Regions from separate parts of the Homo sapiens genome. Here regions 1 and 2 are each linked to region 3. A link is an interaction called in ENCODE POLR2A ChIA-PET data of the cell type or tissue named here. Cell type or tissue: HepG2. All regions are shown on one strand.

Region 1 (2,500 bases), 79 kb after region 3:
AGGAGATAATCTTTCAGTGGCACTATTGCCTTTTCAGAAAAGAAAAAAAAAAGGAAGGCAAGAAGAGTTGCTTTGCACATAGACATCTCCAGTATGGGAACATCATTTGTTTGGCAGGGGGGTTATTTTTTCCTCTTACCCTGCTGTAAATATTCTTCACTGCTCTCTTATATTTCCTGTATCCACCATCTTTGCCCAGGTGTTTAACTCTGTTCCCTTAAATGGTTTCCCCTCAGGCTTAGTCTTGGATCTTTGTACATTCTCCTGGAGTGGGCTTATCTGGGCTTTTGTTTTTTTGAGACAGAGTCTTGCTCTATTGCCCAGGCTGGAGTACAGTGGCGCGATCTCGGCTCACTGCAACCTCCACCTCCTGGGTTCAAGCAATTCTTCTGCCTTAGCCTCTCGAGTAGCTGGAACTACAGGTGGGTGCCCCCATGCCCAGCTAATTTTTGTATTTTTAGTAGAGATGGGGTTTTGCCATATTGTCCAGGCTGGTCTCAAACTCCTGACCTCGTGATCCACCCGCCTCGGCCTCCCAAAGTGCTGGGATTACAGGCGTGAGCCATTGTGCATGGCCTCATCTGGACTTTTTAAAACTGTTTGTACCCTAATCCATATCTCCAGTCCAGATCTTCCCCCTGGGCCTCGGCCCCTCACACCAGATAAACCAGCTATCTCCACTTACATGTTTCTCACATTCCTAGAACTTGGTATGCCCCAAACTGTATCATCATCTTCACCCCTGCCCCCTTTCTAGCAGCCCATTCCCCTTGTAGAGTTCATGTCTCCACAAAAACCACCATTTACCCAGTTGCCCAAGCGAGCTGCTTGAGTATCATTAACTTCTACACCCCTAAATCTCTGACTTCTAAGCTAATAACATGTCCAAGAGAGTAAACCCTTTAAAAATCCTTTTAATCCATACACTTTCTGCCAGAGCCAGGCAGAAAATATAAGGGGATGCCAAAAAAACTCAGTAATCAAGACAAATAATTGTTCAGAGTCGGGTTGACCAGATGTCCCTTCTGGATTCTAAGTCCAGCAGATGGCCCATTGGGCAGCCAGCCCACTGGCCCCAGGAGCATAGGGACCTTCATGTTTGGCAGGGCAGCAGGGCCGCCTAGCCCAGGCCGGCCTCTCCATTCACACCACCGATAGCCTGAATGACTGCAGTAACTCCCCACTGCTCTGCAAGCTTTTCGACTCCTCCCAATCCATTTACTGCACCATGGCCAAAGTAATATTTCTGAAATATAAGCCACCTCTGAACTGTTCAACAGTTCTGCAGTGTTTCTGGAATGATGCACCTAAACCCTCAATGGACCTTGCCCCCGATCCTGCTTTCCTCTTTAGCATCCACATCCACATTTTTTTGCAACTCTGTCAGCATTTTTTAAAAGGAAACCTATTTATTGCAGTTTACTCTCCATACAAAGGAGTGCTTATATTACATCATAAGCATACATCCTGATGCATTCACAAACTAAGTACCTCTGTGTACTGACATCCTAGGAACCCTCCCCCAACCCCGCCCACCATACCCCTTCCCAGTTGCAGCTCCCATGGAGGTACTGCTTTCCTGACTTGTAACAGCGTGGACTTGCCTTGCCTGTTTTGTATCTTAAGTAGATCGGATCAGATAGTGATCCTCGTGCACTCATGTGTCTGCTTCCTTCATTCACATCATGTGTGGGAGCCGCCCATCTTGTTGTGTAGGGTTGTAGAGTTTTCGTCACCTTGCTATAATAGTTTTCCATTATGTGAATAAACTATGCTTTATCCATTTGTTCTCATACTGGTGCTGCATAACAAAATACCCCCAAACTCGATCACCTACAACAACTATTTATTATGCCCATGGACTATGTGGGTCAGGTATTGTATTTGCATAGGGCACAGCAGAAGCAGCTAGTCTATGATGTCTGGGACCTCAGCTGAAAACTAGAAGGTCAGGCACAGGTGTCTTTTTTTTTTTTTTCTTTTGAGACTGAGTCTTGCTCTGTCACGCAGGCTGGAGTGCAGTGGTGCAATCTTGGCTCACTGCAACCTCCGCCTCCCGGGTTCAAGTGATTCTTCTGCCTCAGCCTCCGAAGTAGCTGGGATTACAGCCACCCACCACCACACCTGGCTAATTTTTGTATTTTTAGTAGAGACAGGGTTTCGCCATGTTGGCCTGGCTGGTCTCGAACTCCTGACCTCAAGCGATCTGCCCACCTTGGCCTCCCAATTACGGGTGTGAACCACCGTACCTGGCCACAGGTACCTTTTGATGGCTCATTCCCTCACGTGTCTGGTTCTCCACAGAGACCTCAGCAAGGGCCGTCAATCCAAATGCTGATGGTGGCCTCTCTATGTGGCCTGGGCTTCCTCACAGCATGGTGGCAAGCTTCCAAGGGTGAGGGTCTTGAAATAGGCAGTGGCTGCATCTTTTGTGTGACTTAGCCTTACAAGTCATAGCATTTTGGCCGTACTCTGGGTCAGAACAGTCCCAGGCCCACAC
Region 2 (2,500 bases), 120 kb after region 3:
TGGGTGAGCCGAGCAGCTGTGAGGTGGGTGGGGCAGGGCTGTAGCCCACGCCGGGTGCTATTCCAGGCTCTAGGGGCTGGTGCTCATCCCCACCCCCAGCGACTTCCGTCCTACCTGGCATGCTGCAGCCCTCTGCCGGCTGTGGTGTCCTCTGAATTTGGACCCAGGTTGCCTGCTCTTGTTGTGGGGGTGGGATTGGGGCTGTCTGTGTTTCCCAGGTGGAGCTCATGTTTGTGATCCTCTATCTGGACAGCTCTCCAGAATCCTGTGTTGCCCCTGTTCTGCCTTTCTGGGATGGGAGAGAAGGTGAGGGAGCCGGCGAGCAGGTTCTACCCTCTCTGCTAAGGGCCTAGCACACTTTGATGAGGTTCCTGGACGTGAGACCCTCACAAAGACCAACCATTCCTCTAATAGCCATTTAACGGTACTGCAGTTCATGGGAAAATGTCCTCATTCTTAGGAGATAGATGCTGGATTATATAGGTGAATGCCTTCAAGAAATGTGTAATTTAATTCCAAATAGTTCCCCCCAAAATACACAAAGCAAATAAGGCCAAAATGTTCATTGTTGAATCTGCAGTGGCTGGTATTTCAGTGAACAGTGTACTTGTTCTTTCAACTTTTCTGTATGTTTGGAATTTTTCTTAATAAAAGATTGTGGGAAATGGTCATTTGCTGAGCGCCTCCTAGTTGCCAGGCACTGGAGGGCGCATCAAAGAAGAGTCCTACCCAGGAGGGAGAGCGCAGCTGCTGCAGGATTCTCGCCTGGAAGAGTGGGTGGCTGGCTGGCTGGCTGGAAGGGGAGGGGCGAGAGGGCTGTCTCGGTGATGAGCACACGCGTGCTGGGGTGGTTTGGGGAGAGGGCTGAGATTTGTCACCAGTGAGCCCTTGGCACGGTCTCTGCTCCCCACCAGGGCAGCACGGGACAGAAACGTCACGGAGGAGTAGCCTCCAGGCTCAGGTTGGTGTAACTGCTGTCGGCTGGAGCCCAGTATTAGCACGGAGGAGGGGTTCCAAGAACTGAAGTTGGACTGGGGCGTCTCAGCGCAGCTGCCTCTGCCTAAGGCCTAGCAGCCTGCCTGAGCACTGACAGCTGATGGGAGGAGGAGAGGGGCGGAGGCCAGGGAGGGCGTGGGGTGTGACATGCCTCTTTCCAAAAGGGACCGAAGGCTAGAGGGGCAAGGAAGATGAGACAGCACTGCAGGTTCCTGGGACCTGCAGGGGATGGAGGACTAGCTTGGCTTCCAGGCTGCCAGGACTTACCTGACCCTAGGAGGAGGTTTGCCCAGGGCTGAGTGCCGCAGGCCCTGGGCAGAGGAGTCGTGAGCTGCAGATGCCGCGTGGTATCTGAGCTTCATGATTTCGGGCGCCCTCCTGTGGGCTTAGGGGGGAACAACTGCCAAGGTCTCAAGACGGGCTCCGGCCCAAGACAGGGGCAGGCCCTCGGGTGGACAGACCTTGAGGGCAAAACAGCTGGTGGTACGATACATCACCCCATGAAGAGGTGGGTGCAAAAATAGTCTCATCTCTGTTTCTAGAGACGTGGCAGCTGCTGAGGAACACATTCAGTGTGTTCAGAGGCCCGGTTCAGGCCCAGTTGGGGAGCCCATCCTGAGTGACATGTGCCGTGGGCAGGTCCTCAGCTCTGAGGCGGAGTAGCTGGGACAGGGACCTGGGTTCCTTTCCGAACCCTGAGCACCAACCTCCTCCCCAGGCTATAAGAAGTCAGAGGACAGCCCCAAAACAAAGGGGTCACTGACCAAAGGACAGAGACCCTGGAGGGGGAGGGGAGGAAGTGCTGCCTGCTGACTTCCAGGTAGCTGTAGGTGGGTTTCAGGTTTATTACAGATTTATTGGGGGAGGCCCCAAGGAGAAGACCTATCATCATGTCACGGGAGCTCACGTTCCATACCAGGAAAGGAGTGTTCCTGTCACCAGGTGAAGGGGGAAGGGTCCTGGGACCCCGGCAGTGGGAGGCCTCGGGGAGGGGTGTCATCAGAGTCTTGAATGGACCCAGACGCTCTCTTCCCGCCAGGACAGGATGCGTAGGAGCAGAGAGGAAGCAGCTTTGCTGGGAACCACCCTGGGTCGTTTACTGAACCAAAGGCTCCTGGGGCCAGCCAGAGGGCCAGGGAGGTAACACGGTGCTCAGGCTTCTCTCTGGGCCCTCTGGCCTTGGGCCCAGATACAGTGGGCTCGCTGGCAGGAAGACTGCCTCAGCATCTATTTCCTTGCAGGGGCCGTGGCATGAAGAAAAGTTCCAGAACCGGCTCCGTAGTCAGGGAACTTGTGGGCTAAGTGCTCAGACCCCCTTCACAGCACTTTGCCTGGATTCATGAGGCCTTGGGGGTCTAGCACGGCCTTGAGCTGCCGCATGGTCTCCACGCCCACGGCGCCCACCTCCTCCTGCAGCAGCTGCCGCTTGCCCATTCCGATGCCATGCTCCCCCGTGCACGTTCCGTGGAGAGCCAGTGCCCGCCTGGGGGCAGGAAGGAGACAT
Region 3 (2,500 bases):
TTAAAAGAGTTCAACTGTGTCTAAAGACTTGAAGTCAATAGAAAGAAATGTTTCAGTTAATATGAGGGACGCTATAGAGACCAAGGTTCTTGTTATGAAGACAAAGTTTCACAGGCATCAGCCTTCAGAGAGAATAGGCAGTAAATTTCTCAGGGCCTTAAAAGGTGTCAATATCAGTTTATCTCTTTAAAAAAAAAAAATTAAGGCCAGGCAAGGTGGCTCACGCCTGTAATCTCAGCACTTTGGGAGGCCAAGGCAGGTGGATCATTTGAGGTCAGGAGTTCCAGACCACATGGTGAAGCCACATCTCTAATAAAAATACAAAAAAAATTTAGCCGGGCGTGGTGGCACATGCCTGCAGTCCCAGCTACTCCAGAGGCTGAGGCAGGAGAATTGCTTGAACCCGGGAGGCAGAGCAGTGAGCCAAGATGGCGCTGCTGCATTCCAGCTTGGGTGACAGAGCAAGACCTTGTCTCAAAAAAAAAATTAGGATGGGGTTTCACTATGTTGCCTAGGCTGATCTCTAACTCTTGGGCTCAAGCGATCCTCCCGCCCCGCTGGCCTCCCAAAGTACTGGGATTGCAGGTGTGAGCCACCACGCTCGGCCTCTTAATCTCTCTTAAATGCAGGAAAGTCTCAGCTGCGTTCTCTACGATGCAAAATTTCCCCCACAACAGAGTGCTTTGAAGAGCCATTTCAAACTACGCCAAAGAAATATATTTTGGGGTAAAATACTTTTATTTCCTTCAGGGTCTGCTGTCTGTTATATGATGCTATACCAGAGTCAGGTTGGAATTCGGTATCTTATTGCCACAAAGCGTCTGTTCTGTCAGTCTTATGATCTCTATTTCAACCTTAACGCTGATCAGTTGTGCCTAAACTCGAAAAGGTGGGGGGTATAATGACCTTCTTTCCCACGATGGCCAGAAATTCAGTTTTTCAGGTTTCTCTGGAGTCCCCTTGGCCTGGGGGAGGGTGGTCCATTCTGTAACTTGGGGGACTTAGGATTTTGCATCTGAATCAGAGGCTGGGGACCACTGAGGGTCCTTTGTCAAGTAGATCCCACTTTGCCACAGAGGATTTATCATGAAACTGTGTTTTTTCAGGACACTTGCTAGCCAAGCGGCAGGAAAGCAGGGTACACAGCAAACCCAGAAATCCAGGGCCTGGGCTGGGCTCTTATCAGCAACTAGCCATGCAATTTGAACATGATCCTTTATCTTTCTAGTCTTCTGTTTGCTCTTCTGCAGAATTTGGAGCTAGCTGACTACTCAGTTCATTTACATCTGGGAACCTTGGACCCTGGCCCTGAGTCCCAGTAATAATTTCCCTCTCTTCATCAATCAACAAATATTTATGAACATGGTCCTGTGCTCAGCCTCCCGGCCATGTGTATTTGGTTACTCATTATCCTGATTTCTCTAAGCTGTCTCCTTTCAAGCAAAACAATAAAATTTAAAGAGCTCCGAGAGGGCCTGGGAGGAAGTTTCTCACTAAAAGGCATTTGTCCACCCCCAGTGGGGTGATAGGGGTGCTGGGGATGCCCTCCAAAGCCATGGGAAACCCTCGCCTTCCTCTGGCTCACAGAAACAGGGAGGTGGACGGGAGTTCCCCACTGCTTCTCAGGAGTAGGCCCTCACAAGCCCTTTCCCCTATTTTCTGAATAGTGAAAGTCCCAGGCTTTCTATAATAGAATAGATATGCACTCGCATTTCCAAAGGGCTTTGGCAGCAAAAATTTTATCAGCTCTTCCTCCTGACTGTTGTGGTAAGTGGATCAGTGGTTTATTGTTAGTACAAAACAAGATAACAGGACATTTTCTTTTCTTTTTTTTTTTTGAGACAGAGTCGCCCTTTGTTGCCCAGGCTGGGGTGCAGTAGCGCGATCTCCGCTCACGGCAACCTCTGCCTCCCGGGTTCAAGCGATTCTCCCGCCTCAGCCTCCCGAGTAGCTGGGATTACAGGCAACTGACACCATGCCTGGCTAATTTTTGTATTTTTACTAGAGACAGGGTTTCACCATGTTGGTCAGGCATGAGCCGCTGTGCCCAGCCATAACAGGACATTTTCTGAGATAGGCTACCATTCGGGGTCCCACAGGGCACCTAAGCTGAGTGCAATCACATTGCACAGAGCAGGGGCTTCACCTTTGCAGTACAAGATCTCAGCTGTTCAGTGGTGCCAGCTATGAGAGAGGTGACTTATAATAATCAGCACACTAGAATGTAAATCTTAAGGCCAAATAATTAATTCACAAAAAGAAATACAGCTGTTAAGTAGATCTAGTCTTTTTCACCCCTTTGGAAAGTATACAGAGAAAACAAAATTGTCATTGGAAGAATTCCTCTGCTGGGTGCAGTGGCTCACACCTGTAATCCCAACACTTTGAGAGGCTGAGACGGGAGGATTGCTTGAGCCCAGGAGTTCAAGACCAGTCTGGGCAACATGGTGAAACCCTGTCTCTAAAAAAATACAAAACTTAGCCAGGCACGGTGGCACGC

What was found. Peaks named below come from ENCODE experiments on the same cell type or tissue, not always from the same donor. Only the 100,000 strongest peaks of a DNase experiment are listed, where the experiment ranks them.
Region 1: POLR2A ChIA-PET joins it to region 3 with 11 read pairs; 16 of 35 experiments call an interaction of 5 or more read pairs at or near these places.
Region 2: POLR2A ChIA-PET joins it to region 3 with 27 read pairs; 27 of 35 experiments call an interaction of 5 or more read pairs at or near these places.

The regions. Positions count from the first base shown.
Region 1 is chr16:75,069,135-75,071,634 of GRCh38, forward strand. All of the region lies in intron 1 of ZNRF1 (zinc and ring finger 1), which reads left to right. Among named protein-coding and RNA genes, the nearest start is that of LDHD, 46 kb to the right of the region's middle. In HepG2, a CTCF peak has its summit at 1,068; a DNase peak (open chromatin) is centred at 1,357; H3K4me3 peaks cover 635 bases.
Region 2 is chr16:75,110,043-75,112,542 of GRCh38, forward strand. ZNRF1 (zinc and ring finger 1) reads left to right here. Exons shown (of 5, transcript NM_032268.5): 5 at 1-952. LDHD (lactate dehydrogenase D) reads right to left here. Exons shown (of 11, transcript NM_194436.3): 11 at 1,822-2,479. The coding sequence ends at 2,314. Among named protein-coding and RNA genes, the nearest start is that of LDHD, 5.5 kb to the right of the region's middle. RefSeq lists an enhancer at 1,245-1,294. In HepG2, CTCF peaks have their summits at 700 and 1,369 (motif pointing left); DNase peaks (open chromatin) are centred at 719 and 1,369; H3K4me3 peaks cover 646 bases.
Region 3 is chr16:74,990,472-74,992,971 of GRCh38, forward strand. No RefSeq gene overlaps it. Among named protein-coding and RNA genes, the nearest start is that of WDR59, 6.6 kb to the left of the region's middle. In HepG2, no CTCF peak of the experiment used is centred here; a DNase peak (open chromatin) is centred at 1,290; H3K4me3 peaks cover 1,637 bases.